Regions from separate parts of the Homo sapiens genome. Here region 2 is linked to region 1. Evidence: chromatin loops called from intact Hi-C (ENCODE). Cell type or tissue: natural killer cell. All regions are shown on one strand. Each heading gives the region's core, and the rest is flanking DNA. Links, peaks and the distances in the headings are about the cores only.

The links. Peaks named below come from ENCODE experiments on the same cell type or tissue, not always from the same donor. Only the 100,000 strongest peaks of a DNase experiment are listed, where the experiment ranks them.
Region 2: a loop joins it to region 1, with 21 times the contacts of the local background. A loop is called at or near these places in 10 of 110 quality-filtered maps.

Annotation. Positions count from the first base shown.
Region 1 is chr2:192,157,328-192,165,819 of GRCh38, reverse strand. The region is part of intron 4 of TMEFF2 (transmembrane protein with EGF like and two follistatin like domains 2); the gene reads left to right. Among named protein-coding and RNA genes, the nearest start is that of TMEFF2, 33 kb to the left of the region's middle. In natural killer cell, for the core only: a CTCF peak has its summit at 3,194 (motif pointing right); a DNase peak (open chromatin) is centred at 3,209; H3K27me3 peaks cover 227 bases.
Region 2 is chr2:191,160,650-191,169,141 of GRCh38, reverse strand. No RefSeq gene overlaps it. Among named protein-coding and RNA genes, the nearest start is that of STAT4, 14 kb to the right of the region's middle. In natural killer cell, for the core only: CTCF peaks have their summits at 3,688 and 3,887 (motif pointing left); a DNase peak (open chromatin) is centred at 3,851.

The DNA.
Region 1 (8,492 bases), core at 100-8,099:
TCTAGCACACAGTATCTACTGCTAATGCTGAGGGAGCATTCTTTTTGACAAAGTCTCTAATTTTTTTTTTTTTTTACCTCGGAGACAAGACTATGCAAAAGAAAAATGCAGTAGTTGCCTACTGTTCCCTGGGGTTATTGGAGAGGAAAGGGAGTGGATGGGAAAGTACTTCAAATAGTATATTACTTTTAGGTATGCTGCTTTCAAAGGGGGTAATTATAGAAACACTGACAAAGACACATCACTGTTGTTTTACAAATTTTATGTGTGTGTGTATTTGTATGACTCACAAAAGTTCATACAGCTTATCTTCTCCCATAATTGATAAGCCCAGTATAACACTCTAGAGACTAAACTATCTTGTTTTAATATACTTATAATGAGTACGTACTATGTGTCAGGCATTTTATAGCCATATGTTAAGTACTTGCTGTAACTCTTCAAGAAAGACATATCACCTCCATTTCTGGGTGAAGAAAATAAGAGACACAGATATTAAGTTATTTATGCAACATCAGGTAGTGTTAGTGGCAAAGCCAGGATTTACACCCAGGCTCCTGGACCTCCAAAGTTTCCCTTTTCTCCACTGTCTTTATGTGTAGTCTGTTATTTTTTAAAGTCAAGGATTTATAACAGAAAATTATAAACTTTCATATTAAAATATGTTAAATATGTTATTTTGGTTAAAAGTAAGGTGTTTCTATTAAGGAGAAATACGGCACTAGTCATAGAAACATCTGTGCTATTTGTTTTGTGTGATGTGTCTTTGGCTTGCTAGTCTCCTGCACATGCAAGTATGTGTGCACAGGTACACACACACACACACACACACACACACACAGTTTTTATTCAGAGTATTCATTCTGCTAGTATGTATTAATAACTTTTATATATTGCTATATTTGTACTCTGAGCATTGATAACATAGCATAATATTATTATACTCTGTGCCAACCATATTTTAGATGCTAGAGATACAGATAAAGTCCCAATTCACAGGAAGCTTAATTCAGAAGAGAAAAAACAGACATGAACCATGCAAATAAATAAGCAAAAACATTTCAGAGTGTGGTTACTTTTTTTTTTTTTTTTTGAGACGAAGTCTCGCTATGTCACCAGGCTGGAGTGCGGTGGCATGATCTTGGCTCACTGCAACCTCCACCTCCCATGTTCAAGCGATTCTCCTGCCTCAGCCTCCTGAGTAGCTGGGATTGCAGGCACATACCACCACGCCCAGCTAATTTTTGTATTTTTAGTAGAGACGGGGTTTCACTATGTTGGCCAGGATGGTCTTGATCTCCTGACCTCGTGATCCACCTGCCTCAGCCTCCCAAAGTGCTGGGATTACAGGCATGAGCCACCGCGCCTGGCCTGTAATTACTTTTAAGAAAGTAAAACAGTGATGTTATGCAAAGTTACTAGGTTTTGTGGTAAGAGTGAGATTTTCACTGAAGCCTTAAGTAGTAGAAAGAACAAGGTACACAAAGATCAGAGGCAGGGCATTCGGAGCAAAGGGAAGAGCACAGGCCAATGCCCTAAGGGATGCCTTAGTGAAATCCAGAAATAGAAGGAAGGTAAGTGCAGCCCGAGCATAGTGAATGAGCAGGAAAGTGGTAGAAGAGGAGAGTAGGGAAGTGGTAAGGAATTTGGAATTTATTCATTGCATCATGGAAAGCCTTTGGAAGACAGTAATATAATCCGGTTTATATTTTCAAAAGATTGCTCTGGCATCTGTGTGGAGAATGAATTGTAGATGAGGCAAGAGTAGGTGCAAAGAAAGCAATAAAAAGATTATTATAGTGGAGCAGGCAAAGAGGATCCTGACCTGAATAATATGGTGGCAACAAAGGTGGTGAGAAGGTGACAGATGTCCTGGGGGCCATGTCTATCCTCATTATTTCCCATTCCTTTCTATATTGTTATTGGTGTGAACAAAAATGTTACATGCCAACGCAAAGAAGGATATGGAAAAGGGAAGAAAAAGAAATAACCCCATCACGTCATTTAGCACTCGCCAAGTTCTCCATGCCCATTTAACATAAATGAATGTGTAGGTTTACTTTTAAGACATGAAAATGTGTCATAAAAAGCATTATTTTAAAAACCAAAGCCCATGCATTGAGCCTACTATATTCATCTAAAGTAATTTTCTCAGACTTTCAAGAGAGAAACAGATTGATGTACTTTTGGGGTTGTTAACTAGTGGCTTTTCAATAAAGCCTGAGTATATTGATGATTTTGTTTTTCACTTACCTTTTAAAATTTATACAATTTAAGTACCATCACTGGTATGGCAGTAAAAAATAAAATATAAAAATAGACAGCTCCATAATTTGGCCTTTAAATGGCTTCACATATTTATATTCTATGTAGGATATGTAACAGATTGTGACAACAGAATCAGATATAATCAAATTGCAGCCTTACAAATATAGCAAATATCATGAAACAGCTCCCTTCTGCTGACTCAAAGAGTGGGAGTTTCATTTCTTTCATTATATTTTTTCTGTAACAGCTTATCACTAGCAACACCTTTGGAGCATTTCTCCTTCTTTGTCAATGTAAATGTCCACACAATAGCGCTTTACCTATATTTGCCATCAATTTTCTCACATTGGATTTTCTACTCTGGAGACAACTAATTTGAGTAACTGGAAATATAAAGCCTATGGCTTCCACCTTCAGTTTCCCAGTTCACAGAGCAATATAGAAAGTCACTTCCAGATGCAGAAAGCCCAAGGCCCACCCATAGACTTTGTTCAGCCTCCGTGGTGCTCCTTAGCTTATTTCTCTAAAGCCTGCAGATTTTCATATGTGGTATTTGGGGAAAATCTTATTATCAATATATAAGCATCACTACAATTAAGCTCTGCTTGTTGTGATGTCTGAATATCAATAAGGACTCCAGTTCATCCTGAGAGTGACAGCCATTTAATTCACTCTGCCTGTCTAATCTTGGGCAAGGATTTAAAAGATGCTGTCAAATATTTGTAAACATGTCGTGCATTTTTCTTTCACAGAGATTCTTTTAAAGTGAGAAGAGTTATTTTCTGTTTTGTCTTGGATTATTGTTTGGTTTTTAAAAGCTCATTTAGCTTTTCCTCTTCTTTAATAGTAAATTGCAATTTTTTTTCCCCCTAAGACTCACAGGAGCTATCCTTCACTGTATTCATGAAGTGGGAGTAGTGCTGTACCAGTAGGGGGCGCTCATATCATACCTATTTTGTGGGTTGGCGAAAAGTAAATTTTGTAGGTTTGTGTAGTTAAGGGTGGAGCTATTTTAACTCTAAAGCCAACAAAGATTATGAGTTGGAATAGAAGTTATTTCCCCCTGTTGAAAAGTTAAACTTTGCTAAAGTTGTAAATCTTCACTATGGTACGAGTTTAAGTGGCTTTTGGTTAATGAAACTGCATGCTGTGGTTGATGTTTTCAGATAGCTTAATGTGGAGAATTTAAAACATATTAAAAGACTTTTTTCCTGATAGGTATTATCAAATTTTTTAATCCATAAATAACAGACACAGCACACTCACCCCTGATTTTAAGGGGTTTCTCATATTTGTTTCATGGCTGTAATTTCATGTAAACATGGCTGATGGTGATGTGAGTAGCAATGGACATAGAGTTCAACTTGTTTTTCTGGTAAGTGTCTCCTAAGTAAGTTTACTTTGGGGTCATTTGCCTTCTTCATTACATTGGCATCAAGTGTAGTCCCAAAGGCATCAAGATCATGATTAGCTAACTTTCACCAACATCAGTAAGGAAGCAGCCTGAGGCATCCTTCTATTCCTTTTTCTTCTTCAAGGTTGTTATGTTTGTCCTTTGAGTTGTCAGCACCCTTCAAAACGCTCTCTGTAATTTTAGAACCTTTAATATGGTGAACATCAAGCATCTCATCATGCCAAATGTAATTTTCCACACCCCCAGCATTTAATGTGTTCACAGGAAATGAAAAAAGAATCACACTTCCTCTCTTTGCTTGTTCCTTATGCTTTATCGAACACCATTTTAATGCCAGGCACAGAGTGAGAGACCAGAGATTAAAAAATAAAAGATGAACAGGGCTTATCACTGCCCACAACAAACTCATGATCTAGGCAACACATTATTTTGTGTACTGGGGAAAGGATGGCTCCAAAGCCTGTTTTCTTTAACAGAAGAAAAGGACACAGTTGTCTCCAGACTGGTCCACATGTTTAACTTTCACATCGTTCCTGACTCAAGCAAGTTGACTAATTGCTTACACTATACATCCCAAAATTGAAAGTCTTTAAATTTGGAAGTGCATTATGCCTGCCTTTAGATGGACATGGCTTATGGATTCACTTATGTCATACAATTTTCTTGCAAACTACTATGCTGTTTCAGGCCGGTGAGGTGGCTCATGCCTGTAATCCCAACACTTTGGGAGGCCGAGGAGGGCAGACCACTTGAAGTCAGGAGTTCAAGACCAGCCTGGCCAACATGGTGAAACCCTGCTAATGAAAACACAAAAATTAGCTCTGCATGGTGGTGGGTGCCTGTAATCCCAGCTACTAGGGAGAATCGCTTGAACACGGAAGGCGGAGGTTGCACTGAGCCAAGATCACGCCACTGTACTCCAGCCTGGGTGACAGAGCAAGACCCTGTCTCAAAAAAATAAAAATAAATTAATATGCTGTTTCATAGGTTGAATCTGCTTGGACGCTGGTATGCAAACGGGAGGGGGCAAGGGGAGAGGAATAGGAGATGACATGGGAAGATGAGACTGGGAGACGGTAAAGTGTCCCCACTTCCTTAGGGTGAGCTCCACAACTGTCTAGCAATTCTCTAGCAATAAAATGGCTGTCCTAAGATTGATAAGCCTTTAGCGTGGCAGAGTGATGACTCTAGACTCTCGGATTTAAAGATCTCTTTACTTCACACAAGGTCTCTTTTTCTCCTCTCTTTCCTCTACATAAACTTTCTTCTCTGTCAGCATTACTGCTGCCTATTGCATCCAGTTTACTATAATGCATAATTACCATGCCATCATTGCTGCTGCAAATGCCTTTTTCTCTGTTCTTTCTGCACATCCTTTTCCATTTATCTTATATTTCCTGTTTTGGAAATGTAAGATACATCTATATACATCATGGTGCCTTTGTAATGTTAAATGTATTTTTTTCTAAAGAAGGTCCCCTAAATTGCAAAAGCTCAGGCTCCACAGAGACTTAGATCAGTCTCTCCCCATGGGTTTTAATATTCAAATCTTTGGCTCACCTTCCAGTTGCCTTGTTGTTTTTGTTGCTGCTGCTGCTTTTGTGTTATGATTCTGTAGGTAAATTGTTTGTAGGGCTTGTTCTTTTCTTAATGAATATTTTTAATATCTTTTTTTCTCCCAGGCAGTTTCTTAGTCCAGAGTTGTGCCAGAAGCCAAATTTTCTAATAGAGCTTAATGGATTCTTCGACAATTCTTGTAAAATATGGTATCTTAAACATCTATCACTAAAGTGGATATTACAGTACAGATATTGCAAAAATGTGTTTAACAGGGTACATAGAATTTCTGCCAAACCAAATGTTGATACACAGTATTAATAGGACTCACCCAGCAACTTATATTTCAGCCTTCACATTGACTTTGATACCAAATTCTTTTTGAAATCTATTGAGTACTCTCTCAATTTCACCCAACTTGGCCTCCCCTCCCCAAACACACATATTTGCTCCACCTAAGAGGCCTAAGTCTCTCAAAATTTTAGAAGGCAGTCAAACAAGATGCCCTTTTTCCAGGCAGTAATATCACAATAGAAAACATCTTCTGAATACTAAACCTCTGGCAGCAATAGAGTCTATTCATTTCGTTGCCAAAGGAAATGGTAACCCAGTAATTATCACTGGCCCTATTACTTCTTCTCATTAGCCCTTGTCTCACACAAAGCAGAAGTTCAAGTTCTTGGTTCAGACTTTGAGATTTCCAAAGAACTGGTTTGGCAAATGACTTTTATTTCTTGATCAACATTTTGTGTATCAGGCCCCTATTCAGGTTCTGCAACTAGAGAAGTGAACAGACAATATTTGTGCTAGCATGGCAATAAGTTTTGCTGAAGCAGGGCAATGAGGTGGGAAATATTAAGGGATGGAAGAAGACTGTTTAATTATCTAGAACACTTCCTTGAAATAGATTAACAAGCTTTCAATACCAAGCAGTTAGGGTAAGCCATTGCTCAAAGGGACTACTATGACAGTTTTTTGTATTACCAAATTTTATTAGATGTTAAGTCCATACAGAGGTTGAACTATATACAATGGCAGTAAACTGAATATGAAGTCATTAAAAATTAAGTTTCATGCTATTCTTTTGGGTGTCATGACAGTAGCAAAACTAGCGCATTCAGTTCCCAGAATCACAGCTTCATCATAAAGATGAGTCATGTTGAACTAAAGGGACTATATTTTAATGAGCCAATCTGGTTACTGTAGCTCATCTATGCTCAGCAGCAGACTGCCTGGGGAACAGGAGACAATCTATTTGTCAAATGAAGAATTAGTCCCTGATGCTATCCTTCGGCCTTGATCCCCCCCTCAACACTCTCCTCTCTGTTCCTTCTTGTATAAAGTCTTGCCTTGGGGGTTTCCCTTAACTACAAATAACGGTAGCATAAAACAATCTGCATTGTGCCTGCGATTCCCCATTTAGCATTTGTTGACAAATAAGAGTCATCAAATATTTATTATTTATCTACAATGCTTTTAGCACTGTGGGGTTACAAAATAATCTTTATAGAATAATCTCTTGGCCTTGAGGAGGAGTTTCTAGTCCTTTGAGAGAGTGAAAACCTCCATACATGGAACTTCAGATCAGAAGGTATGGTCTGTAGTCATTCAGAAAAAAATGATCGCTCGACCCTATGTTAGGTAGTCAATAGGGAGAACCTTAGAAAGGAGTTGGGACATGAGTTAAACATTAAAGAATAGTTTAGGTGTTGAATAATTTGGCATTTTTATCATTTTCCGATTTGCTCTCTTTTTAAATTCATGTACTAAAGATTTCCTATTGACAAGCATACGATGCACAATTATTTTTATTCCTGATTTCAGTGGATCATTCTGTGAGTTGCTGTGGTTGTTTTTCTAGCTTTAGGAGAGGATTAATACCTTGAATCCTTACTTGTAAGTCTCACCAGCACTAGAGGTTTTAAAGTGTGGAGTAATAACATCTAATGTAAGGGAACTAGAGTGGAGACAAAAACATAGGGGAAATGCTAATTTTCAGTAGTCAGTGTAACCATGGGTAATTTTTACATGGGTTTGTGATATTCTGATGTAAATGCTTTAAAGTAGATTTTGAATATATTATTTTCTACTGAATATCGCATAGTGTTATTTTAAAATTTATTAGGAAATACCAACTCTGTGCCAAGTAATGAACATTACTGATGGCTAAAATGCTTGGCTAGCATCAGATCTGTCTAGCTTTATTAAAAATAATAAATCTAGATTTACAAAGTTCTTGACACACAATATATCAGAGATATAATCTCAAAAATGTATATCCAAATAAGTTCTGTCCTTTAAATTTGGTCCTCTATGAAATGATAATCATATCTGAACAGTAATACCATCATTCCATAGATTTTTTAAGTCTGTGTTTCAGTCTTTCTTAAAGTGCCAGTAGACGGCTGTACAGATAAATTTCTTACATTATTGTGAAATTCACATTTTTATGAAGATGGTATTGCCCCTGCTTGATCATCTGCTTCATAAATTCACATAACAAACATTTTGCATGGTACTCATACTGTGCCAGGGAGGCAAAAATAAATTTGGCGTGGATCCTGCCTCTAAGGATTGTACCACTGGTAGACTAAAACAGGTAAGAACTTGGCAAACGAACAAGGAAAAGGCCATTTGAGATAAAGGAAACGCACATGAAGACATGGAAGTGCGGAACAGCATGGCATTTTCAGGGAACAACAGATGGTTTGGCATGACTAGAATATGAAATGCAAGGAGAGAAAGGGTGCAGGTGATGCTTTAAAAAGTCATTTTAAGCTAGACAATGAAGATTTTTTAACACTTAAAATAATTTCCTATTATCAAAGATTTTATCTTTTTTACCATAGCCTGGAATAAAGTTATAGTGGGCTTTTCAGGTATACTTTTATTAAAATTTGAGGGAATAGGGACGGTAGAAACAAATAAATAAGCTTAGAAGTGCCATACGTGGTGTCAAAGTGATGTCTTGCTTTCACATTAAAAATAAATATATATTTACAAACTTCTTGACATATGATATATTGGAGACATCATTTCAGAAACGTATATCCAAATAAGTGTTACACTTCTTGTGAGCTATTTTGTTTTTTAGTCACAATAATTAAGAAAACCACAGAGTACAGAAACTAACTTTTATGTGTTTTTATTAAGCTTTAATACTTATATACATTAACTTATTTAAGATATATATAACAATCTAAGTAATACGCATTTCTCTTCCTATTTTACAGATGAGAAAACTAAGATTCAG
Region 2 (8,492 bases), core at 350-8,349, 1.0 Mb after region 1:
TGCAACTGTAAGTTTTTTAAAAAGCCAAAAAAGAAGCCAAGTCTTTAGTAAAAGGGCTGTTTTAAAACATTAAATTTTATTTGAATTTTTTTCCTAATTTATACCAAATCTTCAAAGTAGTCGGGACTTAGTTACATCTTAACTGTTATTCTTTTGATAATTTTTTTTAATAGAAAAGGCAGTTGTGATTAGATAATGATCAAAATGTTTTTCAACTCTTCTATTATGACTCGGGAGATAACAAACTAATGTCCATCATTTTTATTTTATTTACTCCTAGTAAATTACCTTACAAAAATAAGGCATTTGATATGTATTTGGTGAATGAGTGAATGAATGAATAAAGAATGAAGAAATGATACTGTCACTGAGTGACAGTTCTTTGAATGATGGGCTCAGGTTCTCAAAGGAATTAAACAATCTTCACAGGCTCATGCCTGGAAATTCAATTTTTTAAGGAACAGAAAATGGCACAAAATCCTAGATGATATATTTTTTTTTTGAGATGGAGCCTTACTCTGTTGCCCAGGCTGTAGTGCAGTGGCATGATCTCGGCTCACTGCAACCTCCACCTCCCAGGTTCAAGCGATTCTCCTGCCTCAGCCTCCCCAGTAGCTGGAATTACAGGTGAGCACCATCACACCAGGCTAATTTTTAAAAAATTTTTTTTGGTAGACACGGGGTTTTACCATGTTGGCCAGGCTGGTCTCGAACCCCTGGCTGCAAGTGATCCACCTGCCTTGGCCTCCCAAAGTGCTGGGATTACAGGTTTGAGCCACCGCGCCTGACCCCTACATCATCTTATTATCTGGGCATTAGGCCCCTGGTTCCAGGTCTGTCCCCATCTCTGACCTCTACCTCCTTTGTTCCTGCTTTGAGACTCCAGTCTTGCCATGGTTTCTTAGGCTTAGCTCTGTATCTGTGCTCCCAGATACCTCTGGTCCCAGCTCTAATCCACAGATACAATTTACCTATCCTTTGTCAATAGATTAAATTGTTAGATTAGTCTGACGGGAAATGTTGTTCATGTGAAGTCAGTATCTTGTTCTATTCCCATTATTTATTCAGTGTGACAATTTTTTTCCCTTGCTATAAAAGTTGAGCTTAGAGGTCTTTAATTTTCAGAACTAAACCTTTTACCCTTTTATTACACAACCATTTTATGCTGGCTCTTTTCCCAGTGTCCTGGCACTTCCTTAGTTCCCCAAGAAACGCTAAAGAGTAACAGATGTAACCCAGCAAAGGCTTCAACCAATTCATCAAGTACTCTGTGAAGTAAGTCATACTCCTCATAAGTTTGAACACAGCTTCTTTATAACCACTCTACTGTTTGTCTGTTGCTCTCTTTCTGGGGTTCTCTGTCCTTCTCTCTAGTCCATAGTTTGGTACTATCTTTTTTTCTTTTTTTTTTTTCAGATGGAGTCTCCCTCTGTCACCCAGGCTGGAGTACAGTGGCATGATCTCGGCTCACTGCAACCTCCGCCTCCCGGGTTCAAGTGATCCTCTTGCCTCAGCCTCTCAAGTAGCTGGGATTACAGGCGCCTGCTACCGTGCCTGGCTAATGTATGTATTTTTAGTAGAGACGGGGTTTCACCGTGGTGGCCATGGTTGGCCAGGCTGTTCTTGAACTCCTGACCTCAGGTGATCTGCCTGCCTTTGCCTCCCAAAGTGCTGGGATTACAGGCATGAACCACCGTATCTGGCCCATAGTTTGGTACTATCTTACATTGTATTAATCAAGGGTACAAAGATATGACTAGATCTAGTGACATATGTGGGTTTTACTCAATAATGTCTTTTATAGACAAGGGAAGAGGCCACTGAAAGCTTCAGGCCTACATGGTTTTTACCGTACACAATTCCCAAAGAGAGAGAGTCAGAGAGACTGGGTCCTAACACCGGTCCAAAAGTATGAGTCACTGTAAGAATAAAGTGCTAGATTGAGACTTCTGGTTTCTTGACAACAAAGACCAAAGTGAAGTAGGTATCCAGCACCCATTCTGGATAATTTGTGTCTTACTCCCAGATATTATAAAATCCACTTTGAGAATTTGAATTAGCCATATATTTGAACATAAGAAGAAAATATATCCAGGAATAAGGTTATTATAAAGACCAAAACCCAGAGGTGAGAAACGAAGTGTTTCAGCTGTGCTATTGAATAAATTCCATCAGGTGAATAAATAAGCCTGAAACAATAGCCCTTTCTGAGCCAGGTTTTATACAATACAGTACACAGCAAAGGTGAGAGACTCTCCACAGGACGACTCTTTAGGACTTTTCTCCTGTGTTGGCCTTGTCTTGTCAAGGTGTTCTCAGTGGTAACAAGACCTTGGGTTTTGCACAGGCATCATTTACAAGAGTTAATTGCCTTCCACCAGATAGCATTTACTCCACTGGTTATCTCCAAAGGAAAGAGCAACACTGTGTTGGAAGCTCGTGTTTAAGGAATTAAGTAGGGCACAAGTACAGCCAACTAAAATAGATTCAATGCTCTGGCAGTATTGCAGAGAAGACAACAAAGTCAGTGTGGTTCCTACTACTTGGCCCGTTGCCTTAAATGAAGTGTTAGATTCCCTATCTGGAGATTCTGCCCTTTGCTGGAAAGACCAATTGACTGGATGATCTAATAATTTTGCCCCCTTTGCCAACCTGTATGTAATCCATTGTTATCATTATTAAGCAACATCCACTGGAATTCTCTGGGAATAGTATAGGAAGTTAGAAATACAAACAGAGGGAACGCAGCTTTCCCGTATGATGTCAGCTTCTGTTTTAGCCTAAATACTTTTAGAGGATATCCCATTTAAGCCAGACATCTTGTTTACAATGGGGCAGTATTGCAGAGTGTGGGTGAGAGGACAATGCACTCACAGTACAAGCTACCACTGTGCAGTTGGTTCTGTCAAAGTCTCATGTTACAGCTGATTAACTGGCTGCTTCTGACAGGGCCAAACATGACAAGCTTCTCCATTCTGAGAGAATCTGCAGACTGAATGCCATCTAAAAGGGAGCCTAAATAGATAGCTCTTTGATACATTACCATGGATCTTTTTGTCCCTGATTTTTATTAATCTTTTATATATATAGCAGCACTTGATATAGATGACTACTGCCCTTGTGATTTCCTCGTGGATTTTTCTAAACCTTGAAGCAATGAGGAAGTGAATACAGAGTTTATGCCTTTGTATGGGAAATGAATTGGATTATTAGAGAAAATTCTCTGGAAAACCAACCAGCAAGCAGTCATGGCTCTAGAATTTCTATAAAGGAGTTAAACGGGGCAACTTATTGGGACAGCCAGGGAATTTGTCTTAAAGTTGTATAGCAAAGAAACCACCTTTACCTAGATAATATGGGGTGGTAGGGTGGATTTTGGAGACAGGCAAGAGACCTCTGAGCCATCTCTTGTCATCACCACCCTGTGTAAGTTTGACATACCTAAATACCTAAGGAACAAAGGCTTTATCTAAATTGTAAGTAAATACTCAGGTATGAATCTGACCAATGTCACCATTCAGGTACTCAGGTTAAACAAAGCCAAGAATAAATCCTCACAATCCTTTCACATGAGTACTATTGCTTGCATCCTCTCTCCTTCTTCCACATCCATCCTGGTGTAAAGTAAGACTGATACACTTGCGATAGCCATAGAGCAAGTTGGTAGGGGTCTAGTTTATTAATCCTATAAACCTTGTGACATCTCAGGACAAGTGATTACACAATCACAGATGCCAAAAGGCTAGAGACTAATACTGGTCTTGTTTAAATGTGAAAGGCACTCTCTTATAGTAAACTCAAAAGAAGCTTCGGTTTTTAGTTGGCTTTCACGTGAGAATAGTGCCCTCTGGTGCTTTTTAAAGTTCCTGCCTCCAGAACTGGCTAAGGAAAAGAAGTCCTTTGCAATTTGACCAACATTAACAATTTATGCAAAAGGACTGACTATCGTTCAAATAGCGCTTTCCTTTTCCATTTTAAAACTGTGTTCTTTGTTGTAAGACTATTCACCATTGCTCTCATCTAGCATAAAACAGAGAATTTGTACTCCACCCAGAAAGATGGAAGCAGTAGTCAAATGGAAAACATGCATTTATTCCAGCTCATCAACAATGATGTGACTCTGTGAAGCCAAACAATTCTCAAGAGAAAGATGATGCCAACCCTTCATTTTTAAGACTGAGTTCATTATTTTTACACTGATTTGGCTCTCTGTTTGTCTGTAATTGGTGTATAGGAATGCTTGTGATTTTTGCACACTGATTTTGTATCTTGAGACTTTGCTGAAGTTGCTTATCAGCTTAAGGAGATTTTGGGCTGAGACGATGGGGTTTTCTAAATATACAATCATGTCATCTGCAAACAGGGACAATTTGACTTCCTCGTTTGCTAATTGAATACCCTTGATTTCTTTCTCTTGCCTGATTGCCCTGGCCAGAACTTCCAACACTATGTTGAATAGGAGTGGTGAGAGAGGGCATCCCTGTCTTGTACTGGTTTTCAAAGGGATTGCTTCCAGTTTTTCCCCATTTAGTATGATATTGGTTGTGGGTTTGTCACAAATAGCTCTTATTATTTTGACATACGTTCCATCAATACCTAGTTTGTTGAGAGTTTATCACATGAAGGCCTGGGGAATTTTGTCAAAGGCCTTTTCTGCATCTATTGAGATAGTCATGTGGTTTTTGTCATTGGTTCTGTTTATGTGATGGATTACGTTTATTGATTTGCTTATGTTGAACCAGCCTTGCATCCCAGGGATGAAGCCGACTTGATCGTGGTGGATAAGCTTTTCGATGTGCTGCTGGATTCAGTTTGCCAGTATTTTATTGAGGATTTTCACATCGATGTTCATCAGGGATATTGGTCTAAAATTCTCTTTTTTTGTCTCTTCCAGGCTTTGGTATCAGGATGGTGCTGGCCTCATAAAATTAGTTAGGCAGGATTCCTTCTTTTTCTATTGATTGGAATAGTTTCAGAAGGAATGGTACCAGCTCCTCTTTGGACCTCTAGTAGAATTTGTCTATAAATCCGTCTGGTCCTCGACTTTTTTCAGTTGGTAGGCTATTAATTATTGCCTCAATTTCAGAGCCTGTTATTGGTCTATTCAAGGATTCAACTTCTTCCTGGTTTAGTCTTGGGAAGGTGTATGTGTCCAGTAATTTATCCATTTCTTCTAGATTTTCTAGTTTATTTGTGTAGAGGTGTTTATAGCATTCTCTGATGGTAGTTCACATTTCTGTGGGATCGGTGGTGATATCCCCTTTATCGTTTTTTATTGCATCTGCTTGATTCTTCTCTCTTTTCTTCTATGTTAGTCTTGCTAGCAGTCTATCAATTTTGTTGATCTTTTCAAAAAACCAGCTCCTGGATTCATTGATTTTTTGAAGGGTTTTTTGTGTCTCTATCTCCTTCAGTTCTTCTCTGATCTTAGTTATTTCTTGCCTTCTGCTAGCTTTTGAATTTGTTTGCTCTTGCTTCTCCAGTTCTTTTAATTGTGATGTTAGGGTGTCAATTTTAGATCTTTCCTGCTTTCTCTTGTGGGCATTTAGTGCTATAGATTTCCCTCTACACACTGCTTTAAATGTGTCCCAGAGATTCTGGTATGTTGTGTCTTTTTTCTCATTGGTTTCAAAGAACATCTTTATTTCTGCCTTCATTTCGTTATTCACCCAGTAGTCATTCAGAAGCAGGTTGTTCAGTTTCCATGTAGTTGTGCAGTTTTGAGTGAGTTTCTTAATTTGAGTTCTAATCTGATTGCACTGTGGCCTGAGAGAGTTTGTTGTGATTTCTGTTCTTTTACATTTGCTGAGGAGTGCTTTACTTCCAACTATGTGGTCAATTTTAGAATAAGTGTGATGCGGTGCTGAGAAGAATGTATATTCTGTTGATTTGGGGTGGAGAGTTCTGTAGATGCCTGTTAGGTCCACTTGGTGAAGAGCTGAGTTCAAGTCCTGGATATCCTTGTTAACCTCTGTCTCATTGATCTGTCTAATATTGACAGTGGGGTATTAAAGTCTCCCATTATTATTGTGTGGGAGTCTAAGTCTCCTTGTAGGTCTCTAAGGACTTGCTTTATGAATCTGGGTGCTCCTGTATTGGGTGCATATATATTTAGGATAGTTAGCTCTTCTTGTTGAATTGATCCCTTTACGATTGTGTAATGGCCTTCTTTGTCTCTTTTGATCTTTGTTGGTTTAAAGTCTGTTTTAGCAGAGACTAGGATTGCAAACCCTGCTTTTTTTTTGCTTTCCATTTGCTTGGTAGATCTTCCTCCATCCCTTTATTTTGAGCCTATGTGTGTCTCTGCACGTGAGATGGGTCTCCTGAATACAGTGCACTGATGGGTCTTGACTCTTTATCCGATTTGCCAGTCTGTGTCTTTTAATTGTGGCATTTAGCCCATTTACATTTAAGGTTAATATTGTTATGTGTTAATTTGATCCTGTCATTATGATGTTAGCTGGTTATTTTGCCCGTTAATTGATGCAGTTTCTTCCTAGCATCGATGGTCTTTACAATTTAGCATGTTTTTGCAGTGGTTGGTACCAGTTGTTCCTTTCCATGTTTAGTGCTTCCTTCAGGAGCTCTTGTAAGGCAGGCCTGGTGGTGACAAAATCTCTCAGGATTTGCTTGTCTGTAAAGGATTTTATTTCTCCTTCACTTATGAAGCTTAGTTTGGCTGGATATGAAATTCTGGGTTGAAAATTTTTTCTTTAAGAATGTTGAATATTGGCCCCCATTCTCTTCTGGCTTGTAGGGTTTCTGCCGAGAGATCCACTGTTAGTCTGATGGGCTTCCCTTTGTGGGTAACCCGACCTTTCTCTCTGGCTGCCCTTAATATTTTTTCCTTCATTTCTACCTTGCTGAATCTGAAAATTATGTGTCTTGGGGTTGCTCTTGTCAAGGAGTATCTTTGTGGTGTTCTCTGTATTTCCTAAATTTGAATGTTGGCCTTCCTTGCTAGATTGCGGAAGTTCTCCTGGATAATATCCTGAAGAGTATTTTCAAACTTGGTTCCATTCTCCCCGTCACTTTCAGGTACACCAATCAAACATAGATTTGGTCTTTCCACATAGTCCCATATTTCTTGGAGGCTTTGTTCGTTTCTTTTTACTCTTTTTTCTCTAACCTTGTCTTCTCGCTTTATTTCATTAATACGATCTTCAATTACTGATATCCTTTCTTCCACTTTATCGAATGGGCTATTGAAGCTTGTGCATGCATCATGAAGTTCTCCTGCCATGGTTTTCAGCTCCTTCAGGTTATTTAAGGTCTTCTCCACACTGTTTATTCTAGTTAGCCTTTTGCCTAACCTTTTTGCAAGGTTTTTAGCTTCTTTGCAATGGGTTCAAATATCCTCCTTTAGCTCAGAGAACTTTCTTATTACTGACCTTCTGAAGCCTACTTCTGTCAACTCATCAAAGTCATTCTCCATCCAGCTTTGTTCCCTTGCTGGAGAGGAGCTGCGATCCTTTGTAGGAGAAGAGGCACTCAGGTTTTTAGAATTCTCAGCTTTTCTGCTCTGGTTTCTCCCCATCTTTGTGGTTTTATCTACCTTTGGTCTTTGATGTTGGTGACCTACAGATGGGGTTTTGGTGTGGATGTCCTTTTTGTTGATGTTGATGCTATTCCTTTCTCTTCGTTAGTTTTCCTTCTCACAGTCAGGTCCCTCAGGTGCAGGTCTGTTGGAGTTTGCTGCAGGTCCACTCCAGACCCTGTTTGCCTGGGTATCACCAGCGGAGGCTGAAGAACAGCAAATATTGCAGAACAGACACTTTTGCTGCCTGATCCTTCCTCTGGAAGCTTCATCCCAGAGGGGCACCCATCTGTATGAGGTGTCTATCAGCCCCTACTGGGAGGTGTCTCCCAGTTAGGCTACACAGGGTTCAGGGACCCACTTGAGGAGGCAGTCTGTCCGTTCTCAGAGCTCAAACGCCATGCTGGGAGAACCACTGCTCTCTTCAGAGCTGTCAGACAGGGATGTTTAAGTCTGCAGAAGTTTCTGCTGCCTTTTGTTCAGCTATGCCCTGCCCATAGTGGTGGAGTCTATAGAGGCAGAGGCCTTGCTGAGCTGTGGTGGGCTTTGCTCAGTTTGAGCTTCCCAGCCGCTTTGTTTACCTACTCAAGCCTCAGCAATGGTGGGCGCCCCTCCCCTTGCCAGGCTGTTGCCTTGCAGGTCGATCTCAGACTGCTGTGCTAGCAATGAGCAAGGCTCTGTGGGTGTGGGACCTGCTGAGCCAGGCATGGGAGAGAATCTCCTGGTCTGCCAGTTGCTAAGACCATGGGCAAAGCGCAGTATTTGAGCTAGAGTGTCCCATTTTTCCAAGTACAGTTTGTTACAGCTTCCCTTGGCTAGGAAAAGGAAATCCCCTGACCCCTTGCACTTCCTGGGTGAGGCAACGCCCCACCCTGCTTCGGCTTGTCCTCTGTGGGCTGCACCCACTGTCCAACCAGTCCCAATGAGATGAACCTGTACCTCAGTTGGAAATGCA